3 separate regions of the Homo sapiens genome follow, and all the other regions are linked to region 3. A link is a loop called in an ENCODE intact Hi-C map of the cell type or tissue named here. Cell type or tissue: PC-3. All regions are shown on one strand.

Region 1 (2,500 bases), 57 kb after region 3:
ATAGGAACTTAGAAACCAAATAAATATCCAAAAAATGAGCAAATTTGATAATTATTAACTCCAGAGAAAGCTTACATTGTGAAAAGTATATCATAGTACACTTTATAGATCAACTGTGGATAAAATTATCATAGTCTTAATGATTTAAACCCCCCAGTCCTTGTTAGACGTCCATTGGGACCCACTTCTTCCCTTTGTCTACCAGAGCTTCTCACAGACCTTGGTTTATCTAGTATACCCAAAAACTATGCTTCATACCAGGACATGGTCTTTCAATTCGCACTATCTTAAGGCACACAAGAAGGTTTCTGACCACAAAACTCTACCCTCATCTTCTCAAGACTGTCTGAAATCACCACAGCAGTAGCCATCAGCTCCCACGCCACTGATAGAAGTAAGGTTTAGAAGGCAAATAAATCAGGCACGAAAGAATACACACAGTAAGATGCCCTTCATGAAAAGATCAAACCAGACAAAACTGTTTTTTAATGGATGCTTACATGGGTGGATAGACTAAGCCACGGATATAACTGCTTTAGTTACCCCTAGTGGGTGGGGAGGTTTTGTTGGTGAAAGAATGGGGAGGGAGGTTTTAGAGGTTCTGGTGATGTTCTATTATTAAATTGTATGCATCTATTGAATTCATCTTTATGTAGCTACATTATATTTCATTATTTTAAAACTCAACAGCAACAACAAAAAAAACATGAAGCCAAATGACCTAATGCCTCTGGGATAGGGTCATGGCGCATTGTGTATAACTGATAATTGATCTATTCCTGATAGCAGGTTTTGATGGACAATGGGCTGGGACACCAAGCCAAGGATACACAGGCATCAGTGAGGTAAAGAATAGGATGCAAAATAAGTCCAAGACTGACTGACATGGCCCAAGGAAGAGACCACGGGTCACAGTGTTCTCTCCAGCAGAATCCAAACCCAAGCACATTTGTGTATGGTGATAAAAGCTGCCCCACCAGAAAAGCATCCCTCCAAGGAGGCGACCTGGAGAGATTTCAGGCCTCTGAGCATGATCATTGGCCATTTACATCTTCCTTGAGATTCGTTAGTGAACTTACCTCTTGCCTACAACAGAAGATAAGAGCAATAATGTAAATCAATAATTGGATAAGCAAATCAACAGTGTACTCACGCTAGCATCTGATACCCAGAAGCAGTGATGGGAATCTGGTCTCCTTTCTCTAGGTGATCTGTTCTCACTCACAAAGAAAATGTTTCCACACTTCTCAAGACTGTTGAGCCCTAGGTATTTTCCCCCATGCACTTAGGAAGGTGATGAAGGAGAGCTTCGAAGGGAGCCTGTTTTACCACTACCTAATGAACCAAAGTCAGCATTTCTAGACAAAAATTTGTTCTAAAATTCTGAGAATTCAGTTTTAAAGGCTGTCCAAAGGTGCAGCCTGCACTCTGCACAGGCAGCTGCTTATTGATGAGTAGACCTGGCTTCTGGGATGGCTTCCCTATGACTCAGAGCACAGCACTGTCTCTCAAGAATCTTATAAGCATTTAGGTTTTGAACCAGGTTTCAAAATAGTATCTGACTAAGGTGGTTGTTATGTAGTTCATTCAGTTTGTATGTGAATCAGATTTCAGGAGGCAATATTCCCATCTCTGTTTCTTATAATGACAATGGTTTTAACATAACCATAAAAACAAATTTCAGAATCAACAGTATCTGTCAGCCTGGGTCAAAACATACTCTTCTGTGAGAAACACACAAATAGACTAACTAGACATCAAATCAACTAAGGCAAGATAGCAGTGACAACAGTGACTTGGTGAGTTTAGGGTGCCATTTTATTGCAACTTGCCACTCATCTTATAGCCTAATTTCTTTCAACCCTATCCTGTGTAAATTTCCCTAGCATAATGACCTAAAATAGAATCTCACACAATGTTTTTTATCATTCTCCAATCTCAGATTTTCATCTGGACCTCTAACCTTTTGAGCTGGCTTCTCTTTGTACTGCTTTCCATCCTTCCCTCTTTTTCTCAATTTTCTCTGGCTTGGAATTTTCCAGAGAAACATTTGCCCTGTTAGTTATTGCAACTGGCTTCTCTAAATGCTTACCTGAACTGAGCAGCTTCAGATAGGAGCTGAAACTTGGTGTGTTCATTCATTCTTGTCATCCTGCCAGCCTCTCCTCCACCCTTCTGATCTGGCAATGGAAAGCCACGTCTGCACCACCCAGATCCTTCCTCCTATAATACAGGCTAGAGTTTGTTAAAGTGGGTTTGCACTTTGAAAAGTGACCAGGTGTAGGGAAAGGTAGGTTGGGCCCAGTTGGTTGCCTACACCTTTGCCATCAGAACATGCCACACAGGGGCAAAAACACATTTCAGTTTCTGGCCGTAGCATCATGAGGTTGAGCTGTATGTTGCACCTACCTTCACCTGCTATGCATGGAAATGACTGCAAGCCTGGTCCTTCTGCCTGAGTGTTTTCAAAAGTACAGCCAACATTTATCCAAGTAACTGG
Region 2 (2,500 bases), 70 kb after region 3:
CCATTTAGTAACACAGGTCGAACTTGTTCTTTTCTGGGTTCATTGGCCTGAAATGCATTCCCAAGTCATGGAATTCTCAAAGAATAGCATGGTGAAATGTTAGGATTTAAGACATTAGAAATTTCCTTGATTTAGTAAAGTAATTAGTTCATGTTCACAGGACATGATTTTTAATAAAGAAAAGTAGCTACAATATTATTTACCCAATGGCCAATAATTTCTGCCTTATTAAACCCAAGTCAAAGGCACCAGTGAAAGCTGAAACTCATTCTTTAGCCTTTAACTTCATTCTCTGACTTTTTATTATTTAAGGTACTCTTTGTAAGTGCTTCATATTTCCATAACAGTTTAACATCAGATATTTAATTTTTGGATTAGTATCATCCTTTAGGCAGCACATGATGAATTTGACCACTACCAAATTTAGCTTCTGGCTGTGACTTCATCAGAATTATTTTAAAAGAAGACAAACCTATTTTTAGATTGTCTCATAAATGAAAGGTGGATTACTTACCAATTTTTTAAATATTACAATATTTAGACCAGCTCCAACATAAAACCATGTTAGATTGAAAATTATTAAATAGTTACATAATAACAGCAGAAATTCTAAGAACAGTTTATTCTAGTAACTAAATTACTTTCTGGACGATATATTAGTTGTTTCCATTGGTTAGCATAGTATTTCTGCTTGTTAAAAAAATAGTAGCAGGAAAGTTGAAGCACAAAACATGGTAGAGATATAGAATTTTCAACAATTTCCTGTAATAACTCAGAAAAATTATGTCAGCACTTTGATTACGAAAAGCAGAGGCTCATATGATATCAGCAATGGTGCCCAATCTCAGTCCAGAGCAAGATTTTCATCTACCTTGTAGTCTAACCCCAATTCACCCAAATCCACAGTTAAAGGAGTATGTTTTATGCTACACTATAGTAGCTGAAACCCCCCTTTTACTGAGGTAATCTAAAAATAGGAATATGACCTAACCTCAAGGCAAATGTCATCTACGTCTTAATCCACAATTATCTGCTAATATTAAGAACATGCAGGTAATTAAATTTAATGTTTACTTTAAAATATTATCTTGTTATATTTATATAACTCCTGTTTTATGATCAAATAGTGGTGATTGAGAAATAAAAATGAATCCAGAAGGCATTGCTGACTCTCATGAAAGATGTCATCACATTAAATGACTCTTCTCATAAACATTTGTACATGGAAAGTCAAAGATTAAAAAACTGCTCAAAACCACAGAACAAGTGAGTATCAAATGTGTCAGCAAAGATCAGGCCTTCTAACTCTTGTTAGTTTTCTGCTCTCGTCACTCCCCCAGAGCTATCATGGGGGGGAAATAAGGCAAATCAGATCCTTGGCATATGCAGTTCTCCTGACTGTGCCTGCAGCTAGAATCCTCAATACATATAATCTCTTCCCATTTCCTTTCATCTCATAAGCATATCCAGGAGGCCTCAGTGTCTTCAAGCACCTGATATGCATACCAATGCACGTAATCTGTAAATCAGACTCAATAATAGTGGAATGTTCTGGGCAAGTGAGTTCTGAATCAACCTACAAAGACTGTCTCTGCAGAGATAAGAAAAATATGACAATCTTATTTTAGAGACCAGCCTGCACATTAAACCAAAGAAGATAAGTGTAGTGGAATTAATTTTAATAAATTTGCCCTTTGAAATCCTTCATCCAGTGGCCTTTTCCCCCTCCAGTCAATAGATTCATTCATCCACTCATTGACTGAACGAATTTTCTTCACAGGCCTGGTGGGTGCTGGGCTTGGCACCACATTGCAGGGTTACTGTGGAGCAGAAGACCCAGTTCTTGCCCTCCATGGTCCCACAGTCCACTAAGGGAAACAACTCACAAGCAATTACGAGGTGGCATGAAAACTACCATAAGTGATGCTGTTTGGACAACATGGAAGTAGACGTCACTGAGTCCTAGAAGAATTAGAAACTGTTTTCCACAGAAATGTAGACCTGAAAGATAAGTTGGATCAGGTCAGACCTAGAAGACAGAGAGGTGGCCCCAGCAGGACACGCCAGGTGTATTAGTCTGTTTTTGCACGGCTGATAAAGACATACCTGAGATTGGGAAGAAAAAGAAAAAAAAGTTTAATTGAACTTACAGTTCCACATAGCTTGGGAGGCCTCATAATCATGGCAGGAGGTGAAAGGCACTTCTTACATGGCGGCAGCAAGAGAAAATGAGGAAGAAGCAAAAGCGGAAACCCCTGATAAATCCATCAGATCTTGTGAGACTTATTCACTATCACGAGAATAGCACAGGAAAGACTGGCCTCCATGATTCAATTGCCTCTCCCTGGGTCCCTCCCACAACATGTGGGAATTCTGGGAGATAAAATTTGAGTTGAGATTTGGATGGGGACACAGTCAAACCATATCATTTAGTCCCTGGCCCCTCCAAATCTCATGTCCTCACATTTTAAAACCAATCACGCCTTCCCAACAGTCCCCC
Region 3 (2,500 bases):
GTCAATTACTAAATGCACCGATTCAGGATTTCAACTTGGATCTGCAGACACTAAATCCAGCGCTTTTCCCATCATGTTTTCAGTGGGATCCCCTGAGAGGAACCACGAGTACCTGGAGGCAAAGGGTAAACAGAGCTGGATGATAAGAAGGTAGGAATTGAGAAGAGGAGAGGAGCAAAAGCAAAAAAAGAATGAGCATAAAATAAAAACACATTTTGCCCCCTAAGTGATTTCAAGTATGGAACTTCTTTGTAAACTTGACAATGTTTCACAAATGTATTTGTAAATCGTGTCCAGTCTTATACAAGGAAAACAAGGGCAACCACTCCCCTGCCTTTTTTTTCTGTTTCATCTTCTGCTATAGGAGCCCTGGCTCTGGGCCTCAAAATGAAGATGGGGGAATTGGTGAATAGAACAGGGCAGGATTGTGGTTAAGAGTGGAGGTCTTTTATCCAAACTTCTGAGTTTGAAAATTCAGTCTGACCCTTTCTACTTGTGTGTTACATTATAAACCTAAGTCTCCGTTTCCTAGCTTTGAAATGAAAAAAAGTTAGTGCCTCTCAGGATTTGGGTGAGAATTAAATCGGGTCATTTGTGTGACCTTTGCAGAGTGCCTGGTAGACACCATACACCCGGTGAGGGCTAGCTTAGGTAAACAAGCTTTTGTGAACCAACTTGGTAATCTAATCACACAATAGTATTGTTTTATTGGAAAAGCCATTCTAAATTTTGACAACCTATAAATGAGGTTCTGAGTAAGTTGTAAACTGCCTAAGAAATTGTGTTGATCTTAATTTTTAAATAAATGCAATTATTAGTATGCTATAATTTTAACCCTTGGAAACTGAACCAAGGAAAAATGGGAGGGATACCTACATGAGACAGTGGAAAGAAAAACACTGCTGAGAAGCACAGTTTAGACCGAGAGTGGTCGCTCATGCCTGTAATCCAAGCACTTTGGGAGGCTGAGGCCAGAGGATCACTTGAGCCCAGGGGTTTGAGACCTGTCTGGGTAACATGGCAAATCCCCGTCTCTACGAAAAAATACAAAAATATCCAGGTATGGTGGCATGCCTGTGGTGCCAGCCACTTGGGAAAGAGATTGCCCTATTTCTCGTCCACTCTTCACATACTGTCTTTTCTGGCTTTTCTTCATTCCGTTTGTCCTTAGTGGAAGGAGGTTCATGTTTGCAGTGACTCATTTAGACTCTTTTGGGGATGGAATTTATTGGGAGATAGGCATTTAGACATTAACCAATGCAGCATCAAGCAAAAAAAAAAAAAACTATTTGCATGGAATTTACATTAACCATATACCAGTGAGTAACCACCTGCAACTCATACTCATTTCAGAAACCAGGGATGACTGTTTTCATTTAGAGTGGTGAATCAATGTTAGGCATTCTAACAGGAAAAAATTAGTTGGTCATAAAGATCTATACTCATCTCCCTGCCCTAATCTTCCCCCTTTAGGATCATTGTATCAAACTGTACTCACACTTGAGGATTTACCTACTTTTCAGAGATCTTAACATTGCTCTAAAGTGTTCCATTTTCATGACTCAACCCAAGGATATTTAAGTACACCCAGAGTGTTGAGAATATAATTATGTAGGTAGTATGAGTTTGTGGCAAAATTGTGCTCAGATTCCAATTCTGCCACCAACAAATTTAGTGTTCCTATAATAACCATGGGAAAGAAGCCTTCAATAGTAATAATCTAACATTAATAATCATTAATTACCAATAATAACTCAAATATCACTTTGTAAAAGAGGTTTTCCCTGATCGTCCTGTGTAAAATAGATGCTTTCCAACCCTGTCACTATCCCATGTCCATCTTTTATTTTCATAGCATCTAGCGATGATATTATTTCTACATTTGTTTATTTGCTCATATATAAATGTGTTTATTTACATATAAGAGCTGAGATTTTGATTTTTCAGCCATGGTCTTAGTGACTCTGGGCAGATGTTTTAACACCAAGTCTAGAGTGGGCTGAGAAGCCAGAAACAGGCCTCTAAGATGTCACAGACACTAACTTGCTATGAAAACTTGAGCAAATCATAGAGTTGCCAGGTCTGCAGGTTTCTTTCTCTGCCAAATGAGCTAGCAGTGCCGGCCCAGCCTGCCTCGCAGGATCAGCGAGGATCTTGCCACCAAAGATGGAGACAGGGTGGAGGGGAGAATGAGATGTTCCCAGCAGGAGAGAAACAGGTGTGAGCAATGCAGAACCCAGGAGAAGCACAAAAAGCGGAATAAATGAAAGGAAGGCAGGGATTTAAAGAAAGCTGCTGAGGAATGGTGAGGTTGGTCTAGATCACCACTTCCCAATGCAAGAACACACAATGTGGCACAGCTGGGGCTACATGAGACTCAGGAAAGTGTCAGAGAAGCAAGAAAGGAGCAAAGATGAGCATTGCATCTGCATGTTGCAGCCTTGAGTGTTGATGGAAATAGATTCAGTTGGTTGGCAACAGGTCCGAAGGAGATGCCAAT

What was found. Peaks named below come from ENCODE experiments on the same cell type or tissue, not always from the same donor. Only the 100,000 strongest peaks of a DNase experiment are listed, where the experiment ranks them.
Region 1: it touches region 3 in a loop (4-fold over the local background); 4 of 110 quality-filtered maps call a loop at or near these places.
Region 2: it touches region 3 in a loop (7-fold over the local background); 4 of 110 quality-filtered maps call a loop at or near these places.

Annotation. Positions count from the first base shown.
Region 1 is chr18:63,774,370-63,776,869 of GRCh38, reverse strand. It overlaps SERPINB7 (serpin family B member 7), which reads right to left and starts at 1,452. Exons shown (of 8, transcript NM_003784.4): 1 at 1,154-1,452. In PC-3, no CTCF peak of the experiment used is centred here; a DNase peak (open chromatin) is centred at 1,509; H3K4me3 peaks cover 1,959 bases; H3K27ac peaks cover 2,500 bases.
Region 2 is chr18:63,761,470-63,763,969 of GRCh38, reverse strand. It overlaps a transcript of SERPINB7 not described here. Among named protein-coding and RNA genes, the nearest start is that of SERPINB7, 13 kb to the left of the region's middle. In PC-3, no CTCF peak of the experiment used is centred here; a DNase peak (open chromatin) is centred at 1,299; H3K27ac peaks cover 2,367 bases.
Region 3 is chr18:63,831,513-63,834,012 of GRCh38, reverse strand. No RefSeq gene overlaps it. Among named protein-coding and RNA genes, the nearest start is that of SERPINB2, 55 kb to the left of the region's middle. In PC-3, no CTCF peak of the experiment used is centred here; a DNase peak (open chromatin) is centred at 1,292; H3K4me3 peaks cover 347 bases; H3K27ac peaks cover 2,500 bases.